Linked DNA regions of Homo sapiens: region 2 is linked to region 1. A link is an interaction called in ENCODE POLR2A ChIA-PET data of the cell type or tissue named here. Cell type or tissue: PC-9. All regions are shown on one strand. Links, peaks and the distances in the headings refer to the core of each region. The heading gives the core; the rest is flanking DNA. Region 1 overlaps LINC02028 (long intergenic non-protein coding RNA 2028). Region 2 has its middle 48 kb from the start of HES1.

What was found. Peaks named below come from ENCODE experiments on the same cell type or tissue, not always from the same donor. Only the 100,000 strongest peaks of a DNase experiment are listed, where the experiment ranks them.
Region 2: POLR2A ChIA-PET joins it to region 1 with 8 read pairs; 2 of 35 experiments call an interaction of 5 or more read pairs at or near these places.

Annotation. Positions count from the first base shown.
Region 1 is chr3:194,058,004-194,070,062 of GRCh38, forward strand. The region is part of intron 1 of LINC02028 (long intergenic non-protein coding RNA 2028); the gene reads right to left. It also overlaps a transcript of LOC102724877 not described here. Among named protein-coding and RNA genes, the nearest start is that of LINC02028, 6.9 kb to the right of the region's middle. RefSeq lists enhancers at 521-570, 4,559-5,059. In PC-9, for the core only: no CTCF peak of the experiment used is centred there; no DNase peak of the experiment used is centred there.
Region 2 is chr3:194,178,550-194,190,608 of GRCh38, forward strand. No RefSeq gene overlaps it. Among named protein-coding and RNA genes, the nearest start is that of HES1, 48 kb to the left of the region's middle. In PC-9, for the core only: no CTCF peak of the experiment used is centred there; a DNase peak (open chromatin) is centred at 6,082.

The DNA of each region.
Region 1 (12,059 bases), core at 2,679-10,678:
GCACTCCAGTCCTTCAGGCAGGTAGAGAGGTATCTGAATCATGTGAAAACCGTTACCGGTTTGGGGGCGAATATCAGGAAGGAGATTTAGCCCTTAGAGATTTAAGGGCTTAAAGAGCCTCAGTCCCTGTTGACCACATAACATCTGCAGAAAAGAAAAAAAGAAGGAAAGAGCGCTGAAGGACCCACCCAGGGAGGAGGCTGAGCCGCGCTCCCTCTAGCCTCCCCAGAGGTGCATTCGTTAGGTTCCCGCCCCGGCCCCAGCCCCAGCCCCAGCATCAGCTCCGGTTCCTCTGCAGACGTTCAGCCCCTTCGGAAATGTAAAACCCGGGAAGCGAAAGCTGCGGCGACCTCCCAGAGCCTCTCAGGCACGCGGCATCTCTCCCCACCGGCAGCGCCTTGAAATACCAAAGGCCTAGCCAAAGATGGAACCGTTTTGTTGGGAGCTCGGGTTTCCCCCGCCGCGAGGCTGAGCCGGTGGCGCAGCTGCTCAAAGGTCACGCCCGAGACACGTCCGCACAAGCCCGGGTGGCGGGGCGGGCAGCGGGGAGAGAAGAGGGGAGTGGGGAGGGGGACGGGGGCAGGGGGGAGGGGCGCCACCTTCTCCAGGGCCCTGCGGGGTGGGCTCCCATCTTCATCTCGCAAGCATCCAACCCGGGGAGGTGGCTTTCCTCTCCCTACTAAGATTTTATTTTTGCAAAACAAAAGGGATGCCAAAAAAGCAAAAGTTCCTAAATGAAAAGAAAATGCTTCTTTAAAAATGCTAATTGTGAGCTTTTTATTATTGTTTTGGAATTTCAACTGATGGCTGAAAATCTAAATTTGGCCACAGGAAACCTGGATCCAGTTAACCTTGAGAAGTTAAGTCTTCATTTTCTATTAAGTAAAATATTTGGGTTTGAATGCTTAGAGCCCTCTGCTTATGATAAAAATAGAGGCACTGAGCAGTTTAACCACCTGTGTTTTCCTTGGATCGCATATTTTCCACAGTAAACAAGAAAACACAGATTGGAAATCCATTCATTCCTTCATAAGAGTGCTTCAGTTGGGGTTTATTTGTGTTTTCAATCAATAGAAACCAAAAACAACCTTTGCAGGGTTATGATATTTCATGCAAAGAAGCTCCAAGAAGCTCTTTTTATCCCCTCTGCAGCTATTTCTACATAAATCCCCAGATTTTTTTAACGCAGTTAATAATTATAATTCCATTTAGTTTTCTGAGCACATACTACATGTTTTACCTGCTGTCATCTCATTTGTGATAACACTTGGAGAGTAGTTATTCTTAATTCTTATTTGCCAGATGAGAAGACAGGCTCAGAAAAAATAAGCAGTAGCTAATAAGGGACACAGCCTTTACATCTGAGAGCTACAAAGCTGTGCTGATTCCACCACCAGAAACCATTTCCAGTGTTTAAATATTACTAAATAAATAGACGGTTAGATTCATGGACAGGAGTTTGTTCTTTTAATTCCCAAGCTTGCTCTTTAGGTGACAGGCATACAGTGGAAGACAAGTTTCTGGCCAGGATAATACTATATAGCATTACTAAGCCTCTGAGCCTCAGTTTCCCTTCTCCAAAATGAGACATATATTTAAGGTATATATCCAGCTCTGACATCCAGAGACTTATTCGAAATGAAAAGCTTAGGCTCAGGCCGGGTGTGGTGGCTCACGCCTGTAATCCCAGCGCTTTGGGAAGCCAAGGCGGGTGGATCACCTGAGGGCAGGAGTTTGAGACTAGCCTGGCCAACATGGTGAAACCCCGTTTCTACTAAAAATACAAAAATTAGCTGGGCATGGTGGTGGGTGCCTGTAATCCCAGCTACTCGGGAGGCTGACATGGGAGAATCACTTGAACCAGGGAGGCAGGGATTGCAGTGAGCCAAGATCGCACCACTGCACTACAGCCTGGGTGACAAGAACGAACCTCCATCTAAGAAAAAAAAAAAAAGCTTAAGCTCTTTGGTCCATCACTGGCATGGCATAGTATTAATCACCCCTTTCCTGACTCCCTGCTTCTATTCATCTAACTCTGTGGTTCTCAACGTTAAAATCTCCTGGAGGAGCTTTTAAAAATACAGATGCTTAGGCCTCGCAGCCAGAGATTCTGCTTTCATTGGCTTGAAGTATGGCCCAGGCCTCAGCATTTTTCAAAAGCTCCCCAGGTGAATGTGTAGCCAGGGTTGAATATTGATCTAACCTAGTGAACGACTCCAGTTTCATCCACCCCAGCTGTGCTTTTATAAATGTAGTTACCATAACTGGAATTACTTTTTATAAAATCCAATAAGACTAGCGCTACCAGAGTCAATCTCAAAACAGATGTGAGCTTTCACTCTATTTAATTGTGTATTTTGCTTAAATAAGTTAAGGTGTCTCACCAAAGCTTCAAAATGCTGTTAAGTGTATGTGTGTTTGTGTGTGTGTGTGTGTGTGTTTGTGTGTGTGTGCGTGTGTGTTGTTGCTGATCCTTTCCTAAGGGACAGAGACAGAATAGTACTATAAGAACCAGAAGGTTCTAGGTCAATCTGATCCAATAATTGATTGGCCAAGTGAAATAAATCACATAAAATATTTATTTAACCCAGGGATAATGCCCATTCTTTGGAACTGGCTTGTGTTAGACCCAGCCTAAGAGACTGGTCTGAGCTGGAGGTGGTAGAAGTATGAAAGTCAGGATAAGAGGTCAGGCCGGAGCCATTTGAATCCCCAGTGGCTCTAGGCTATTTTATGTACGATTAGTCTCTCATGTTGGCATCTATGAGAGATGTCAAACTTTCCAAGGCACTCCATCTAAATGTGATCCAATGACATAAGTGCCCAGGGAAAGCCCAAACACTCTTATCAATCAAAAAAGATTTAGTTTTCCTATATAGAAGGATCTACTGATTTCTTGATATACAGAAGAAATCTAGCGTTTGTTTTGTAAGTAAATGTCTATAATATTTTAAATGTTCATTAAACGTAAGCTTCTGCTTTGCTGGTTTGCATGACCCTAAGGGACCCATCTCCCCACTGCCACATCATGCACACACACAAACCTCACATACACACTTCACTGAAGTTTTGGGTTTTACATATGCATATACAGGTACTCATACACACCCCCCCCACACACACACACAGTGTCATGTGGTGCATAACAACGTTTCAGTCAACGATGAACTTCATATATGAAGGCAGTCCCATAAGATTATAACACCATATTTTTAGTGTACCTTTTCTATGTTTACATATGTTAAGATACACAAATACTTACCATTGAGTTATAAGTGTCCACAGCATTCAGTGGATGACATGCTGTACAAGTTTGTGGCCTGGGAGCAATAGGCTGTACAATATAGCCTAGGTGTGTAGTAGGCCATACCATCCAGGTGTGTGTAAGTGCCCTCTATGGTGTGTTCACACAATGATGAAATCACCTAACAATGCATTTCCCAGAACGTATCCCCATCCTTAAGTGGCGAATGACCATGTATATAAATGGAAGCAAGCATGTAGTTTCACTCAGCCTCTGGTGACATGTTTAAGGTGAATGAAACACTACCTTTGGTGTTAGTTGACACTGTGGTCGGAACAGTGATTTCTCCAAACATCTTTGGTATGGACTGATATTCAAACAGGTCAAGCAATGCTGGGGACCTTTGGCCTTTACCTGTTACTTATAAATAATCTCAACCATACAAAACAGACAAAAGATTTTACTTAATGACTTAATGTAAAAATGCATGAAATTGCTTGCATGTTAAACTGCTGTGTTTCCCCTTGGCCATAGAAAGATTAACATTTCTGTTTGGGGAATGGTTTTGATCTTGCCTTCCAGCCACAGTATTTACATTCCAGTAAAGTTCATCTGGATTAGTTAATATTCACATGAATGAATATGCAGCCCCAGATCATGTTCTTAAATAAAATTAAATCCAAAGAAGGTGGGGAGACTTATTCTAATAAACTAAAGATGAAAATCACAAAAAGATGCAGAAATACTTGCTAATGTAAATGTCCATGATAAACTCTGGGCCAAAAAAAAAAAAATCATCTAAGGACTAAACCAAGGCAGGAACATACTGATGAAAGTGTGCCTAAAGGAAGAAACAGGGAAACCATCTTGTCAACCCAAATACATTGCCCTGCATAGATCAAAGATGGGTCTGTGCTTTAAAAAATTAAATTTAAAAAAATCATCCTAGATATGAGAAAGGACTTTGAAGTATCAGGGAAGTTGTCATTTCTTGTGTGAAATACAGGTATCAGATCAGAAATGCCGACTTGAACAAAGGAGCTAATGGTATAGTTTCCAGAGCAGGAAGTGTTTTCTGTCCCTACACCCCCGGCCTTTCTCTTTTCTGTAATGATATGTACTCTGAGTTTGAGGGGAGAGGTAACCTAATGAAAATGTTTTTTCTAATTTCTAAGAAATTAGAAAATTACTGTCTTTTTTTTTTTTTTTGAGACGGAGTCTTGTTTTGTTGCCCAGGCTAGAGTGCAGTGGCGCTACCTCGGCTCACTGCAAGCTCTGCCTCCCGGGTTCACACCATTCTCCTGCCTCAGCCTCCCGAGTAGCTGGGACTACAGGCGCCTGCCACCACGCCCAGCTAATTTTTTTGGATTTTTAGTAGAGACGGGGTTTCACCATGTTAGCCAGGATGGTCTCGATCTCCTGACCTCGTGATCCGTCCGCCTCGGCCTCCCAAAGTGCTGGGATTACAGGCGTGAGCCACCGCGCCCGGCCGAAAATTACTGTCTAATGCAATAAACATTTATTGAGCACTTTCTATGTACCAGGCAGTCACTGGGCTAAGCATAAAGGTTCCAAGATGAGTGAGATCCAGTCACCTTCCTCAAGAAGCCCCAGCAGGGGATACAGCTTATATTGAAGATTCATCTGAGGTATTAGTGCAACCAGTTTCACAGCTGATAAATTCAGTTGCTCACAACTTGAGGCTGGGGGGGTGGGAGGGAATGAGCAGGAGGTTTGGCAGTAACTTGAGCATGCCACCAGCTTTGAACTCTAGCCAATTTTTATGGTTAATGCTGGAAATTAACCCGATATGATCATCATTTCAAATCCAACAAAAGATTCCTCAGAGCCAGCCCTGGGCAAGGATTCATGGGAGGTGCTATGGAGCGGGTAGAGATGAATAAATGAGGGTCCCCTGCTCCTCTAGAGGTTTCCAACCAAGTTTCCAGATAAGAAGGAAAACCCCGTAAGTAATGTCAAGGACATCCCATTGTGTATGGTAGGGAAAGATGTAATTGGTTCTCTCCAACAGAAACTACAGTGTGGAAGAATAACGGTTTTGAAATGTGTGGAAGAATAATGCCTTAAAAGCACAGTAGGTCAAAATGCCAGAATGACAAATTAGCTTTGCTAACCACTTGGTGAATGGCCTTTTTTTCAGCACCTTGGGCTGATTAAGAAGTAGATATTAACTGATGAGTTTCTCTTTTCCAACACAGACATTTAACCCTTTGCAGAGAGGTTTTAGAAGCTATCAATTTGTAACTTAGGCTTTTCAGGAAAAGCGAAGTACTGGTGGTACATTTGAATTCCAAAGAGAGATGCTGGTAAAATCCCAAACCACCACCTCTAGGCAAGAATTGGAGCAAAAAGCATCACTTGAAGGAAATGTTACTTAATTGCTTGTTTTTTATTATTCTAACTGTCCACGTCCACTCCTTCAGCTATTTCCTCAAGTCTTCCCCTACCACCCAGGCCTGGATGGCTGCTCCTGCACCTACATTCTTACAGGTCCCTGAGGTGTATCCCTGGATCTTACATCCCAGTCAGTACTGTTTCAGGCTCGTCTTTGACTGGGTCACGGTTGTAGGTGTGGCCTTCCCAAATAATCTGGGACACCCTGACACGAAAGGTCACATCTGTCCCTCTGACTCCCCACTGCTCCTTGCACATCGTGGTTTGTACAATAGGGCTGAGCATGGGCTGACAATGGAAGCCTTGGACTTGGACCAGAAGACCTGGAGACCATGCCCCGTGTGGCCCCCAACTGACTAGTGATTGACCTTGGAAAATTAGCTTTTTTCTGTCTGAGCTTTAGTGTCCCTGTCCATAGAGTGAAGAGGATAGATTCTTTAAGGCCCATCCCTAGTGTTCTATGATTGTGCGATTTCTAACAAATGCCAGATTGTACCTCCATTTCTCTCTCTCTCTCTACACACACACAAACACACACACACTGAAACATGCACACGTACCCGCCTTGTACCTCACTTCTCCTTTCTTCTCCCTGTATTTGTGAAGTAGCAGGCAACTGTACCATTTCAAATGAAGCAAACACACAACCTCACATTATTGCTGTTAGGCCTCTACTGATAAATGCTCCTAAGACTGGCAGTTATTCTAACAATATCAACATAACATTGACCCCAACTCCCACTGAATACAAAACTGAGCACCACATGTGTCCAATTCTTCACCGTTTATAGGACAGTTTTACACCCTATCCTCTATAATTCTACAGTAACCTGTTATTGGTGAACCCATTTTACAGAAGCGGGTTCAGCACAGTCACATAGCTCTTCAGGAAGTTGTCTTCACTGCACAGAAACCAGCCGCCCCTCCTTGAGGTGCCTCAGGCCAGCTGCAGCTCCTTCTGCTCTAAGCCGGAGTCAGGAGGGAGTAGTGAGAGTTCACAATGAGAAAAGAACAAGGAGAAGAGATGGAGAAAGAGGAAGGGAGAGGAGAAGTGGGTAGCTATGGGCCTGATACTGAGGAAAAGTCCCCAGCCTTAACCTGACCTCAGCTCACAATGCCCTACACCTCCTGGGATTTAGAACCCGTGAGTTACTCTTCTGACCCTCTGCCACTTCCTTGCCCTCTCCTGCCCTCTCCCCTGCTGTGGCTTCCCTAAAAAGAATGTCCCTTGCAATCTCTCTCCAGCTGTTTGATCTTTTTAAATGTCCCTCACTTGTCTGTGGCATGTGCTTAAACCAAAAAATAGACCTTGGGCATTCAAGATGGGAAAGAGTATTAAAAGGCAAAAGCCTGCCTCGTGCCAGGGGTGTGGGCAGCCCCTAGATATCTATGATGACCAGATGTCCTGGATTTGCTGGGACAGGCCTAATTTAAAACCTTCTAGTCTCTTGCCCCATAAGTACCTTCACACTTGTCAGACCATGTGTCCCTATTTGGGGCTTGGAAAATATAGTTACCACATGGATACCCGATATCCAAGTGTCACACAGGCCCAGTGTCAGCGTCAGGGGTGGGAAGTGTACAGATATTGAAGCCAGATGGAGCTGCAGTCAACCAGCTCTGCCACTTACCATCTGTGTGGCTTCAGGCAGTTTTTATTCTTTCCAAGCCTCAGTTTCTTCATCTAGACAATGACTAGTTAACCAATAAGTCAGCCCCATAGAGTTTGCCTTATCAGCAAAACCAGTGCTCCTAGACACTTAATACCTTCCAGCCATTCTGTCTGTGCTGTCATATTGTTTTAGTACTTCAGATTTTGGTCACATTTGATGCATTACTATTTAAAACATTAACATAAATGTATGGTTCAGGGAGCATCTTAAACAGCCATGATAATGGAACCAAAATACCCGAACAGATATAAAACATTCTTATTTCTTCCTGCCCATTTATTCTAAATCCCCCATTCCTCAGGACTCCATTCATATCCACTACCCACTGTTCCCTAACAGTTTCATGTGGACTGATCCTGTCCCAGCGGGGTCAGGGTTCTCATCTGGATGTTGCTGTAGGCTCCAGGTGGCTTTTGCTTCTGTTCTCATGCCCTGCAATCCACTGGCCACAGCTCCAACAAGTGGACCTTCCTTGAGCGCCTTTCCCCACCTAGTACTCAAGGGCCAAGGTGGGCAATAGAAGGTGGGGTTGGGGGGTCCACTGTGGAGACAGAAATTGCTCTATCTGATCCTGGTCCCCACTAACCTGCTGTGTGACTTAGGGCTGGTCACTTGATTTTCCCAACCTCAGTACCCTCATCTGAAAACTAGAGTTGAATTTCCTATATCTTGCACCCATGAGAAGCATTTTCAAAGCCTTACTATTACTATGTCATTGTAAAGGATTTACTTACAACTGATACCTCAGAAATTGAAATGATCATTAGTGGCTACTATGAGCAACTATATGCCAATAAATTGGAAAATCTAGAAGAAATGGGTAAATTCCTAGACACATACAACCCACCAAGACTGAACCATGAAGAAATCCAAAACCTGAACAGACCAACAATAAACAATGAGATCAAAGCTGTATAAAAAGTCTCCCAGAAAAGAAAAGCCCAGGATCTGATGGATTCACAGCTGAATTCTACCAAACATTTAAAGAAGAACTAATATCATTCCTGCTCCAACTATTCCAAAAAATAGAGGAGGGGGAATACTTCCAGACTCAGTCTATGAGGCCAGTACAACCCTGATACCAAAAGCCAGACAAAAACACATTGAAAAAAGAAAACTGCAGACCAATATTTCTGATGAATAATGGTATAAAAATCCTTAACAAAATACTAGAAAAGCAAATTCAACAACAAATTAAAAATATCATTCATGATGACCAAGTGGGATTTATCCCTGGGATGCAAGGATGGTTCAACATACACAAATCCATTAATGTGATACATCATGTATCACCAGAATGAAGGACAAAACCCATACAATCATTTCAATTGGTGCTGAAAAATCATTTGATAAAATTCATCATCTCTTCATGATAAAAACCCTCAAAAAAAAACTGGGTGTAGAAGGAACATACTTCAATATAATAAAAACGCTACACAACAGACCCATAGCTAGTGTCACACTGAATGGGGAGAAACTGAGACCCTTCCCTCTAAGATTGGGAACATGACAAGGATGCCCACTTTCACTACTGTTATTCAACATAGTCCTGGAAGTGTTAGCTAGATCAATCAGACAGGAGGAAGAGATATAGAGTTTCCAAATTGGAAGGGATGGTGTCAAACCATCCTTGTTTGCAGATGATATGATCTTATATTTGGAAAAACTGAAGACTCCATCAACAAACTTTTAGAACTGATCAACAAATTCAGTAAAGTTGCAGGATACAAAATCAACATACAAAAATCAGTAACATTTCTATATGCCAACAGGGAATAATCTGAAAAAAAATCAAGAAACTAATTCCATTTACAATAGCTACAAATAAAATAAAATACCTAAGAATTAACTAAAGTAGTTAAAGATCTCTATAATGAAAACCATAAAACATTGATGCAAGAAATTGAAGAAGACACACAAAAAATGGAAAGATATTCTGTGTTCACTGATGGGAAGAATCCATATTGTTAAAATGTCCATACTATCCAAAGCAATCTACAGATTTAAGTCAATCCCTATCAGCATACCAATGACATTCTTCACAGAAATAGAAAGAACAATTCTAAAATTTATATGGAACCACAAAAGACCCAGAATAGCCAAAGCTATCCTAAGCAAAAAGAACTAAATTGGAGGAGTAACATTACCTGACTTTAAATTATACTACAGAGCTATATTAACCAAAACAGCATGGTACTGGCCTAAAAACAGACACACATAGACCAGTGGAACAGAACAGAGAACCCAGAAACAAATCCATACATACACAGTGAACTCATTTTTGACAAAGGTGCTAAGAACATACATTAGGGAAAGGACATTCTCTTCAATAAATGGTGCTGGGAAAACTGGATATCCATATGCAAAAGAATTAAACTAGATCCTTGTCTCTTACCACATACAAATATCAAATCAAAATGGAATAAAGACTTAAATCTAAGGCCTCGAACTGTGAAACTACCAAAAGGAAACATTGGGGAAGCTCTCCAGGACACTGGACTGGGCAAAGATTTCTTGAGTTAATACCTCACAAGCAAGGCAACCATAGCAAAACTGGACAAATGGAATCACATCAAGTTAAAAAGCTTCTGCACAGCAAAGGAGCAAATCAAGACTGCAATGAGATATCATCTCACCCCAGTTAAATTGGCTTTTATCCAAAAGTCAGGCAATAACAAATGTTGGAGAGGATGTGGAGAACAGGGAACCTTCGTACACTGTTTGTAGGAATGTAAATTCGTACAACCACTATGGAGAACAGTTTGGAGGTTCCTCAAAGAGCTAAAAATAGAGCTATTATATGATTCAGCAATCTCACTCTTAGGTATATACCCAAAAGAAAGGAAATGAGTCTATCAAAGAGACATCTGCACACCCATGTTTACTGCAGCACTAGTTACAATAGCCAAGCTTTGGAGGCAACCTAAGAGTCCATCATGGCTAAATGGATAAACAAAATATGGGACATATATGCAACCGAATACTATTCAGCCATGAAAAAGAATGAGATCCCGTCATTTCCAACAACATGAATGGAACTGGAGGACATTATGTTAAGTGAAATAAGCCAGGCACAGAAAGACAAACTTCACATTCTCACTTATTTGTGGGAGCTAAAATTTAAAATAATTGAACTCATGGAGATAGAAAATAGAAGGATGGTTATTAGAGGCTGGGAAGGGTAATGAGGGGGTTGATAGGAGAGTGGGGATGGTTCATGGGTACGAAAAATAGGAAGAATGAATAATACCTAGTATATGTGAGCATAACAGGGTGACTATAGTAAATATATATATATATATATATATATATATATATATATATATATAATTATTTTTTTTTTGAGACGGAGGTTTGCTCTTGTTGCCCAGGCTGATCTCGGCTCACTGCAGCCTCTGCCTCCCGGGTTCAAGAAATTCTCCTGCCTCAGCCTCTGGAGTGGCTAGGATTACAGGCATGCGCCAACACGCCCGGTTAATTCTGTATTTTTAGTAGAGACAGGGTTTCTCCATGTTGGTCAAGCTGGTCTCGAACTCCCGACCTCAGGTGATTCGCCCACCTCGGCCTCCTAAAGTGCTGGGATTACACGGCTGAGCCACCAAGCCCAGCCTCGTAAAAATAATTGAATCATACACTTAAAAATAACTGAAAGAGTATAATTGGATTGTTTGTAACACAAAGGCTAAATGCTTGATGTGACGGATACTCCATTCACCCTGATGTGGTCATTATGCATTGCATGCCTGTATCAAAATACCTTATGTACCCCATAAATATGTACCACCTACTATGTACCCCCAAAAATTAAAAATTAAAATAAATTTAAAATTTTTTTTAAAGGATGTATTCCTCCACTCCCAAACCGCCTTCAGCAACTACTTCCAGGCACATCAAGTAAAAACTCAGCATTCAAAACCCTTCGAACACACCCAGCATTCAGAGTCCTCCATACTCTGGCCATACCCCCAAGCTTCTCTTACCTATTTCCCACGAGCACATGCTTTTTGTACCGGCCATAGCCAGCCCCTTGCTGCTGGCTCACCCTTGCCTCTGAAGCTGTGCCATACTGTTCCCTTCACCAGGCACGCCCTCCATGCTCCTATCTAAGCATTCCCTCCTTGAGTCTCTCTAGACTGAGTCACATCCTTTCCCCACTGCTATGGACTGAACTGTATCCCCCAAAAGCCATAGGTTGAAGCCCTAGCTCCCCGTGTGACTGTATTTGGAGACCTGGCCTTTATAGAAGTAATTAAGGTTAACTGAGATCATAAGGGTGGGGCCCTAATCTGATAGGATTGGTGTCTTCATAAGAACAGACTTGCTCTCTCTCTGTGGTCACATGACGACACAGTGAGCAGACAGCCTTCTGCAAGCCAGGAAGAGCACCCTCACTAACAACCTAATTCGCCATCATCTTGATCTTGGATCTCCCAGCCTCCAGAGCCAGGAGAAAATAAATGACTATTGTTTAAGCCACCAGTCTATGGTATTTTAGCAATCATTCATACACACACACAGCATCTGCTTTGTGCCAGCCACTATACAAGTCACTTTAGACGCAGTATCAGTTGATCTCCATTTTACAGATGAGAAAACCGAAGCTTAGATTAAGCAACTTGCCCAAGGTCACACATCTGGTGAGATTCCTAGCCAGTGGTAAATTGCATAACATTCAGCCAACAAACAGAGCAGCTGCCATAAGCAGAGTTCTCAAATAATCATTTGTG
Region 2 (12,059 bases), core at 1,523-9,522, 120 kb after region 1:
ACTTTCAACATCCTTCTAGGTGGATCCTCGTTGTTTTTGTTCACTCAGCTTCAAGGTTAAAAAAAACAAGCAAAAAAAAAAAGACCAAAGATCATAAACAATCTTGCTACTTTTCATGCCTCCTCAGCATTTGAAAGTTTTGGCAAAAAACCCAGTGAATGATAAAAAGAATTGTTTACATTCTCGAAGGCAATTTGGTTGAGGTCCTTGTGCCCTGGTGCCAAGACTTCTGAGACTCTCGGTCTCTATTTGTCCCCCGCCTGATTTCTGTCCTGATTGGCACCTACAAAAAAGGCTTTGGCATTCAGTGGCGCCAACTTCCTCATCTCCCTGGAGAAACAGGCTACAAACCCACGAGAGGATCCAATGCATCCAGTCACTCAGCAAACATTCATGGAGAAGCTACTGTGTGCCAGGCATTGTTCCAGGCATGGAGGGATACAGTCACAAACAAAACCAAGTCCCTGCCCTAACGGAACTCCTCAGGGGAGGGGGTGCACATTAAATAACCATAATAAATAATATTTCAGATGATGGTATGTGGTATGAATAAATAATATTTCAGATGATGATATGTGGTATGAAGAAAATACAGCAGGGGAAGGGGGATGCTCTTCAGAAGAACAGCCCCTCCAGGAGTGCTTAGGACGCTGGCTGCAAAAATTCACGCACATTTCTAACGCCACTTCATCTCCCTTTAGTAGTTTTGCGAGCAGGCAGGAAATAGGAAATCGTTGGCATAAGTGTGCCCTGAAAGATGTCAAAGGCTGGATCCATCCACAAAAGCAACTGCAACACTGAGGTTGCCTGGCCTGGAGCAGGCGAGCATGGGGGAAGCAGCTCTGGGTGGGTAGTTGGCAGCCCTGACCTTTGTTTCCCGATCTGCCACCCAGGCTCAGTATGCCCTTCCCCATATCCCTTCACCCGATCTGCCACCCAGGCTCAGTATGCCCTTCCCCACATCCCTTCACCCGATCTGCCACCCAGGCTCAGTATGCCCTTCCCCACATCCCTTCACATCGCTGGATCCTCTGTAAAATGGAATATACAGCAGGTTGAGAGTTTCCTCTTTCCAGCCATCATTTTCTCCTAGCGCCATATTCTCTCAGACTTTTATTCCACATAGTCACTTTATTTTGGGTTTAAGTAGTTAATTTAGAAAAATGTCCCAAAGAGAGGGTTGATAGACCCCAGGAGTTCGAGGCAGTGAGCTATGATCGTGCCACTGCATACCAGTCTGGGTGACAGAGCAAGAGCCCCCCCACCCCCCCCAAAAAAAAAAAAGAAGAAGAGAAAAAAAACAACCTAAAGAATGGCTGGCAGACCTGGTCAAAGAGCTGTCTCGGGAAGAAATGATATATTCCTTCTCCAGCAGAAAGTGAGACCAGCCATCTAGAAACCAGAGCTAAGCCTTTGCACACACTTTATCTGAGAGAGAAAATTTAAAAATACAACCAAGAGAATTTTGGAAAAGAACAATAAAGGGAATCTTGTTTACTTACTTACAGCTTACTAGACAGCTATAGGAAGCTGCATATCATTTTGAACCATATTCCTCTGCTGGTGTGGGAAGAAGAAAATAGATCAATGCACTGAAGTGCTTCCATGACAGCTGGTAAACAGCTACTGCCCTGAACTCTCACAGTGCGTCCTGCTGACCTGGCCACCTTGGTCTCTCCCTTGGGACCCCTGACTCCTCACCCACCAGCTATTAAAGACTAACACCTGGGGGCGGGACGCGGTGGCTCACGCCTGTAATCCCAGCACTTTGGGAGGCCAAGGCAGGCGGATCACAAGGTCAGGAGATTGAGACCATCCTGGCCAACATGGTGAAACCCCGTCTCTACTAAAAATACAAAAAATTAGCCAGGCGTGGTGGCAGGCGCCTGTAGTCCCAGCTACTCAGGAGGCTGAGGCAGGAGAATGGCGTGAACCCGGGAGGCGGAGCTTGCAGTGAGCCGAGATCTAGCCACTGCACTGCAGCCTGGGTGACAGAGCGAGACTCCGTCTCAAAAAAAAAAAAAAAAATTAACACATGGCCCAGCAGGACCTCCTTGGACCCTACTTCAGCACCTCAGGCTGACGGCTAACTTCTGCACTGATCTGCAGACATTGCCCGATATGTGTATTATCTCACCGCTGAGCACCCTCAAACTCTCTTAGTGGTGGTTTGTCCTTTGAGAGTATAATTTGGCAGTTTCTATGAATTTTCAAACTATGCACACCCTTCAGCCCAGGAATTCCACTTCCCATCAGTTTTTCTACGAATATTTACATATGCAAAAGCTGTACAACAATTTTTATTGCAGCAGTTTAATAACAAATAAGGAAGCAACAACAGAAATAAGCTTACAGCCCAAAAATGAAGGCTGGTTAAATAATAGTCTATCCACGGAAGACTGCACCAACAGCCTTCAGTGACCCAGCAATTCACTGGCTTAGTGAATGGAGAAGTCCAGAAGAGAGGGGGTTTCGGGTTCCGTTCCATCAGTCCTCTGCTGTGTTGGTTATTCTCTTAGCTCTCCTCTCCTCTGTGTGCCACCTGCATCCTTTGTTGACCTCTCTCATCTATGGTGGTTCCAGGCCTGTCATCCACACACAGCCCAGCTCAGAGTGAGCGGGAGAGATCTTCTCTCCTACAGCTATTCAGAGACATCCTGGGCCGCAGTGGGATTGGAGCCCTCCTGAGCTCATTGCTGAGGTTTACACCTCCCAGGGCCCTCCCCTAGAGCTGCTGATGAGGTCAATCCCACCCAGATTCCAAGGCTGCTCCCCAAGGCGGAAGGGGCAGAGTGGATGGGTATGGGTCGGGGATGGGGGAGCCACCCAGTTTGGCTGGCCAGTATGGTGACCATGTTCTAGAAAGCCACCCTTAACTCACTGGGGGAAAAGGATGTATGGGGAATAAGAGTGGATGGAAGCAGGAAGACAAGTTAGGAGGCGGTTGCTATGGTGCTGACCAGAAAGGGAGACGGGCAGAGAGTCACAGGGTGCGATCGGCAGGGCTTAGGGCTTGGTCACCACCTAAACTGCATTGGGAGTATTGAGAGGGGTTTCAACAAAGCCAAGACCAGGGTGCAAAATTTAAGGGGATGTCGAAAAACTCAGTAATCAAGATACATAATATTTCAATGCAATATTTTTTAAAATAAAAAGGAATCCAAACATTTATGATGTATGAAATACTAAAAATTCACATAAAGACAGAAACTGTGACTGGGCATTTTCCTTTTTGGCCTCAGTCTCTAAAGTGGCTCGGCACGGCACTCACTGGAGGATGACCAACAGGTTACAAAATTGTGGTGCTTAAAAAAAGTTACTGGGATAAAGAATTGGTTTGAGGTAGAAGTTGGTGGGCTTTCTTTTAGCTGCTACAGGTATGTTCAGGCCTCTTAAACTGCAGCTGAGATCCATTTAGTGTAGGAATAAAAAACAGTTCCTGAGATTGTGTGATCAGAGAGGGAAAAGAGAATTTTCGCTCAACACTGAGACCACCTAATTCACTGTCTTCTCAAAATGCGCTGTAATATTCACTTAGCTTCCCCACATCAAATGGAATGTGGCAGGAGGGAATTCCGGGAAAGAGCCCACTGCATAAGCAATGTAAGTCGTGGATTACACCATCCCAGATCTCCAGCCAGGGGCCTAACCTGAGCTGTGACAGTCATATAATTACACTCTTGTATTCATTAATTCACCAACTTCCCCTCCTACTTCTGCTCTTCTTCTTCCTCCTCCTCTCCCTCCTCCTTCTGCTCTTCCTTCCTCCTCCTCCCCCTGCTCTTCTTCTTCCTCCTGCTCCCCCCTTCTCTTCCTCGTCCTCCTCGCATGCGTCAGGATGCGGAGTTAGGAAATGATGATGATGATATTGGTGAGAAGAAGGGGGAGAACAACAACATGCAGGATGAGAAAAAACAAAAAAGCTGAGAAGGAGAAAGGAAAGAAAAGGAAAAAAAGAAGAGAAAAAAGAGAAGGGAAGAAGAGAAGAAACAGGAAACAGTACTAAGTAGAGTCATTGTTTTTTTAAATTATGAACAAACTATTCTATGTGAATTTTAGAGTCGAAAACTGTTCTCCTCCCCCACTGCAGACTACAGCGACAAACCTAGAGAATGATCACAGATTGAGCAACAACTGTTTTCTTTCTTTTTTGTTTGTTTGTTTGTTTGTTTGAGACAGTCTTGCTCTGTCACCCAGGCTGAAGTGCGGTGGCACGATCTCAGCTCACTGCAACCTCCACCTCCCGGGTTCAAGCAATTGTCCTGCCTCAGCCTCCCGAGTAGCTGGGATTACAGGCACCCACCACCACACTGGGCAAATTTTTATGCTTTTCGTAGAGATGATGTTTTACCGTGTTGGTCAGGCTGGTCTCAAACTCCTGACCTCAAGTGATCCTCCCGCCTTGGCCTCCCAAAGTGCTGAGATTACAGGCGTGAGCCACAGTGCCTGGCCTGTTTTCTTTCTTTTTTAGTGAGGAAAGAGGCATAAGTCTAAGAGATATACCTGCCCTCAGCTGATGCTCCCAACAGGTGCCCTAGCTAGAGGAACAGGAGGTGTTTCCTGTGCAGAGGTGGTGTTTGCATCGAGCCTCACAACTCCACAGCTTGGCTCTATAGATGCTCATTAAGTTCCAGGGAATAAAAATATTATAAAGGTTAGTGGCTAAAGGAAATAACTGCTATCTTTTCTTTAAAAGAAAGAAGAAAAAGCCCACCAGTAATGATATCATTGCTACCTTGAATCTCAAATTTAGGTATAACAATGGGTCTTAGACAAAAGACATGGCCTGGAGGACTGAGCCAGATGGAGCAAGTTGGGCAAGGAACAGAGTTTCTTCCAAGTGAGGCCACTGAACTGTGAATGTGGTCACTAGAAGAGGCAACTTCCCTGTAAATTCAAAGTGTGCTGGCATTCCCATCACTAGGGACCACTCCTGGGCCCTGGAGTCAGAATCACCATGATCAGCAGCCCGTGAGGTGGAACTGCTTTCACCCCGTGGCTAGGAATTGTCCCAGTCCCTCAGTGGGCCAAAGAGGAGACCTTTTCAGGGGAAAGCCCGTGCATTTGTGTCTATGCCTTGTTTTGTAAAGAATCGTTTCAAGTTGAAATTATTTTTAATTAAAACAATAAAACCCCACTGGTATAGTTTTGATGGCACAAGTTTGCACTGACTAGTCTTGAACTGGGAGTCAGGAGGCCCCTTCCACTAATTTATTGGGTGACCTTGGGCAGATGACATCCTCTTTCTGGAGCTCAGTTTTCATATCTATAAATTAGGGATGATATAGATAATATAATGTAGACCCCCTTTGGTTCCCAGATATAGACGCATCAATGTGCTATAAGAGATTCACCAAGCAGGAGAAGGAGGTGGGGACAGTTAAGTACATTTTCTGGGTCAACCTCCTGATTCTGATTCCATAGGTCCAGGAACCTCCAGGCTGCTGCTGATAACCAGCCATTAAGTAATCCCTGGACTTAAATGACCTCTGCAGCCCTTTCTGGCCCAGGAAAGCCGGGGACAATCACTAAAAAAAGATATAACTATAAATTACATCAAAGTCATTTGGGGATAGAGCTTTCTTTGAAATGACGTGTAAAAGGAGGGCAGCGCGGCTCAGAGATTTCAGAAATATTTCAAAAAGTAACACTCCTGATAGGAAATACTATCTACATAAATAAATGAAATGAAAAAGGCCTTTTTTTTCCCTTTAATTTCCCCTCAACTTTAACTCCTTAAATTTCTACAGGAAGGGTAACAGGGGCAGAGAGTGAGGGAAGTCTATCTCCCTGACAATTCCCTAAAGTGATTTATTGTGGAGGTCACAATAGTCCCTGTTTGGACCTGTTACAGTTTGCTAAGCTCCACTAAGCTTAGGTAGTAGGAGATCCTTCATTGGAACACTTGTGTTGAAGGGAGGAGGAGGAGGAGAGGAAGAAGCCGCCACTGCTTTGTTTTTAGCTCTAGAGCTGCCTGAGGCCTGGTCTCAATCCTGGGACACGGTTCTGTTTGTCTTCCTTTTCTATTCAAGTTGCTGATGTTCCAGGCGTTCTCTGCCCCATTGCTCAGTGTTTGTTTATGGCAGCCAAGTAGAAAATTGTAATGTCTGTAATTGTTATTGGTTTGCTGATTGTGTGACCACCTGGTTGGCTGGATTCCGGACAAAGGCAGTAAATCCTGCTTTAAGGCTAAAGCTGTGTACTTTAGGAGGAGGAAGAGGAGAAGGGGAAGTTTGGAGGTCTTTTGTTTGTGTCTGTGCCTTGTTTTGTAAAGAATCATTTCAAGTTGAAATTATTTTAATTGAAACAATAAAACCCTGCTAGTACACTTTTGATGGCACAAGTTTGCACTAGAAGAAGGCCTTCTTTTTTTTTTTTGCAATGAAATGCCCTGAAATTGAGGAATTCCTCAATAAACAACTTCATACTTGATTTGCTGTGTATGAAGTTGGATGTGCAGTTTCCAGATGTTTTCCAAAAGGCCCTGTGCTCTGAGGTACACAGACTGCTTCGAGACATCCCTCTGGTCTGCAGAGATCCCACAGCTGTTTTAGTAAAAAATTATTTTCTTTTAATTTCATAAAATGCCACATTCAACATGCACCTTTCATCCAGAGAGACCCTAAGATGTTCAAAGGATTCAGAATTAGCGACCCATCCCCTACCCTCTGGAGTCATACACAGAAAATATTTAACATCTGTACTGCTATACCACCCAAAAGTTTTAAATTGAAGGAAGATGTGTTTCTTGCACTAAATTACCAGAGGAATTTTCAAAGTAGAGCTCAGTTACCTAGGTTGGTCAGGACGTCACTGCAGGAAAACCCTTCTTTTTCTCAAAGCGCTGAGGCGCGATGAATGAGCAACCAGCCCTTTCCCTGCCTCTTGCCCCAGAGATGGCACTGCAGGCGGTACCGGTTTCCAGCACTCAACTGGCTCTGGTGTGGTTAATAATAATAGTATTGGCCAGGCGCCGTGGCTCATGCTGTAATCCCAGCACTTTGGGAGGCTGGAGCGGGTGGATCATCTGAGGTTAGGAGTTCAAGACCAGCCTGGCTAACATGGGGAAACCCAGTCTCTATTAATAATACAAAAATTAGCTGGGCCTGGTGGTGCATGCGTGTAATCCCAGCTATTTGGGAGGCTGAGGCAGGAGAATCTCCTGAACCTGGGAGGCGGAGGTTGCAGTGAGCCGAGATCGTGCCATTGCACTCCAGCCTGGTGACAATAGCAAAACTCCATCTCCAGATTAAAAAATAATAATAACAATAGTAATAATATTACAGCTGGCTTCACTGAGTGCTTACAGTCTACCAGACCTTGAATCCAATGCTTAATGTATATGGTTTCATTTAATTCTAATAAAATAGCAACTTTATTGGGTGAGTATTGTTACTGTCCTGATTTTATAGAAGAAAAAAACTTACAAGGCTCAGAGAGTTAGTTCAGTTGTTGAGTCAAAGATCACAAAGCCAGGAAGTTAGAATTTAAATCCCGTTTTGTCTGCCTTGCATCCATGCTATTTGTCACCATGTCCCACTTGTCCTGATGCTACAAGGTGCTGAGGTATGTCCTCCGACAAATAGTGCATCTTACCAAGAACCCGGTGTGTGCAGAGTTGTGGGTTATGATCAGAAGTGGAGAGGAGGCTGGGTGTGGTGGCTCACGCCTGTGATCCCAGGACTTTGAGAGGCCGAGGAGGGCGGATCACGAGGTCAGGAGTTCAAGACCAGCCTGGCCAACATGGTGAAACCCCATCTCTATTAAAAATACAAAAATTAGCTGGGCGTGACAGTGGGCACCTGTAATCCCAGCTACTCAGGAGGCTGAGGTGGGAGAATCACTTGAGCCCAGGAGGAGGAGGATGCAGCGAGCCAAGATCGCGCCACTGCACTCTAGCCTGGGCAACAATAGCAAAACTCCATCTCAAAAAAAAAAAAAAGTGGGTAAGAGAATAACCAAGAATAACCAAGAATAACCAATCCTACCCTTACAGAGCTTACTAACAAGGTGACCCATTGCCCCAGTGTGTGCCTCAGACCGTCCCAGCTTTAGCATCCAGAGTCCCGTATGCCAGGTATGGGAGGCGGAATTCTAGGATGACTCTCCAAATTCCCTACTGCACATACACCTTCTCCAGTTATTGAATCAAACCTTAAATCTAGGTGTTATTATGAAGGGAGTTTACAGATGTAACTAAGTTGACTTTAAGATAGGGGGATTAGCCAGGTGGGCCTGACTTTATCAGATGAGTCTTTTAAACCTGGGTCTAGAGGTCAGAGACATAAGGCAGAGAGATTTGAAGTCTGATTCCACACGGCTTTGAAAATGGAGGGGGTCACACAGCACGGAATGTGGTTGACCTCATCCAGTGCTTACAGTACCCTGGTCCTATTATGCCCTTCTTAGACATGAGGAAACTGAGGCACGGAAGGTTCAGCTTCAGGTCCAAGGTCATATAGCCAGCGCGGAACAGCACTGAGATTGGTGGTCAGACCTTGGAGCCACAAGTCCGTGGGAGGCCCCTGCACACAGGCGGAGCTGGGAGTGACCTCCAGCTGACAGCTGGTAAGGAGATGGGGGCCTCAGCCATATAGTGCAAGAAACTGCATCCTGCCCACCGCCTGTGTGAGCCTGAAAACGGATTTACTCAGCCTGGCAGACACCTGAATTTCGGCTCTTTTTAGACCCTGAGCAAAAAGCCCAACCACGCCTCGCTTGGACTTCTGACTGACATATAGAACTGTGAGCTAATATGGGTGTTGATCTAAGCTGTCAAGTTTGTTATGCAGCAATAGAAATGTAATATACTAGGAAACCCTTCAGCCCCGGGCAGACTGGAACAGTTGGTCACCCCAGATGAGCACAGACCATGTGACCCCTGTGTGTCATGGGAGGCAGCTAGAGGGTGGGATAGGACAGGAGGGAAAGGGCTGAAGGCACTTTAGGAGGAGGACACCAAATAAGCAAAGACAGAGAGACAGGAATACGCAGGGATGTCAACCAAGATGCCAGCAAGGTGCCAACTGAGAGGGTTAAGTGCATAGGGGCAGAGGCTTTGCAACTTCAGCATTTGAAAAGGGTCTGTTCTGGGGTCATGAAGATGGCAATGATATTAGCAGCCTGTGCTTACAGTTTTTTCGTTTCTGTCATTCTGGCACTGATCCAGTCCAACCTCTTCCAGGAACTCTGAACTCCCTGAAGGCAGGGCTGTGGCTTACCCAGCTGTGCAGCCCTAGCACCTAGCACAGAGTCTGGGGCGGCATCATTTTGTATTCAGGAAGTGCTCAATCAAGACATGGATGAATGGCCTATTGTGGACAAAATAATACCACTTTAGGACAAACTTGAGGCCGTGACATCCCAGGGAATGCTAAGAGGTTGAAGGGTTGACCTGCCATGCTGCCACCCCGCCTCCCTTGGGATCTGACCCTCCGCCTGTGTGCAGGGGCCTCCCACGGACTTGTGGCTCCAAGGTCTGACCACCAATTTCAGTGCCGTTCCACGCTGGCTATATCACCCTGGACCTGAAGCTGAACCTTTCGTGCCTCAGTTTCCTCATGTCTAAGAAGGGCATAACAGGACCAGGGTACTGTAAGGACTGGATGAGTCAATACGACATGTCAAGCTCTTAGAATGCAGCTTGGCGTGAATTTCAATGTTTAGTTGTTATTATCGTTAATTTTTACTTTATTTTTTATTTTTATGTATTTATTATTTTTTTTTTTTGAGACAGAGTTTCACTCTTGTTGCTCAGGCTGGAGTGCAATGGCGCGATCTCGGCCCACTGCAACCTCCACCTCCCGGGTTCATGCGATTCTCCTGCCTCAACTTCCTGAGTAGCTGGGATTACAGGCATGCGCCACCACACCCTGCTAATTTTAGTATTTTTAGTAGAGACGGGGTTTCACCATGTGTGCCAGGCTGGGCTTGAACTCCTGACCTCAGGTGATCCACCCGCCTCAGCCTCCCAAAGTGCTGGGATTACAGGCATGAGCACCGCTCCCGGTCTAACTTGTATTTTAAATAGTGATGATGGGTCTCCTTCGACCAGAACTTTAGCTGGGCTCCTCTGGGTCCTCTGCTTGACTAGGCCCTACCTTGGCTTCCTTCCCTGTCCTTATAGAAGCCAGTCTGAGCAAGAATCCTGCCAAGTCAGTTTAGCAAAAGTCTCCCACTTTTGGTATCTCATCACCCTGGCCGGCCTTCAGCAAGACTCCTGTTAAGTCAAGTCAGCCAGAAACCCCTTATCTGTGATATTTCCTCTTAGTAATTTCCCATCCATTGACCCCCACCCTGCTTCTTGGTTAGAAGTCTCCACCTGTCCTCGTTGCAGCTGGAGTTGAGTCCCACCTCTCTCCCCAGCTGCAAGACCCCGTTGCTGAAGTCCCTGCACCCCTTGTCTCCACGGCTCCCCTTGAAGAAAGTTGACCTTAGCATCTTGAACAAGTGTTTGAATAAATTTCTTTCTTTAACAATAGTAATGACATATTTGCTGCCAAAATTCAGATGGAGACACTTCGTGCACCCTGCCCCAGCCCAAGGGCGTTTTCATTTTACTCAAAGATTCTTGAAACCACAAAAACCTTTTAGGACCCAACGGGAAGACTGCCCAATGGAGGTGGGTTCGACAGAGACCTCCCCAGGATGAGTAAACCTGGCCCTCTAGCTGGGTGCTCCTCAAAACACACCAGCCTTGCTGCACCTGGAGTTGTTGAGAACTGCAGAATCTCAGTCCTCTTCCAGGCAGCCTGAGTCAGAATCTGTATGTTCACAGGGTCCCCCGGGAAAGGCACCGGTCTAGACGAATTCCTATCAGCCCTGCATCTGGGCAACGCGGAATCTCTCTGACCTTTACTTACGATTTGCTTTAAAAGTTAAGTGTTTAAGCACATAGGCGAGCCAGACCAGAGAACTCTCAGTTGGCAAGAGATAACCTCATTTCCAGGGACAGCTGGCTCTCTACGTGTTTGAACAAACTGGCATTATCCAAGAGCTCTAATGGTCTGAAGTCAGGCTTAAAACTCAGCAAAAATAAACTTTCCAGGAAATTTTTGGCACACCCAGTTTCCAAACCCATCATCTCAGGAATGTTATCCAAGCAGTGGCCTCTTTCCCCACATCTAACTCTATTTCCAGTTGGGACAGTTCTTTCTCTGGCCTTGAACTGACAAAACACACACAAATGAGGGAAAACAGGGAGGCCACATTTAGTGTGGGCCTTTAGATAAGTCTCCGGGAAAGTCCATAATCTCATTTTGGCACTATTAGTGTTTGGCTTCTTAAGGCAAATGTTATTTTAAAAGAATGTCTTAAACCTGAGGGACGTGTGCTCTTGGTCACTGGGGTTCAAAGAGGTACACTTGTGAGGGCGAGAAGTAGAAACCACCGTCTGTCCTTCTTGCGGCTGTTGATGCCATGTTCTTTGTTGCCTCACTTCTCCCTTTTTTTTTTTTAATTTTATTATTATTATACTTTAAGTTTTAGGGTACATGTGCACAATGTGCAGGTTAGTTACATATGTATACATGTGCCATGCTGGTGTGCTGCACCCATTAACTCGTCATTTTGCATTAGGTATATCTCCTAAAGCTATCCCTCCCTGCTCCCCCCACCCCACAACAGTCCCCAGAGTGTGATGTTCCCCTTCCTGTGTCCATGTGTTCTCATTGTTCAATTCCCACCTATGAGTGAGAATATGCGGTGTTTGGTTTTTTGTTCTTGCGATAGTTTACTGAGAATGATGATTTCCAGTTTCATCCATGTCCCTACAAAGGACATGAACTCATCATTTTTATGGCTGCATAGTATTCCATGGTGTATATGTACATTTTCTTAATCCAGTCTATCATTGTTGGACATTTGGGTTGCTTCCAAGTCTTTGCTATTGTGCCTCACTTCTCAAGTGAGCGGAACACCCAAATCTTCCTTGAGGATGAAAACTCAAATTAGCCACGTCTGTTGAACCTGTTTACAAATCCTTCTGAATGGACTGTTGTGTGATAGCCACTATAGGAATATGAGAAGGCACGATTCCTTCACTCAGGAAACTCCCAGCC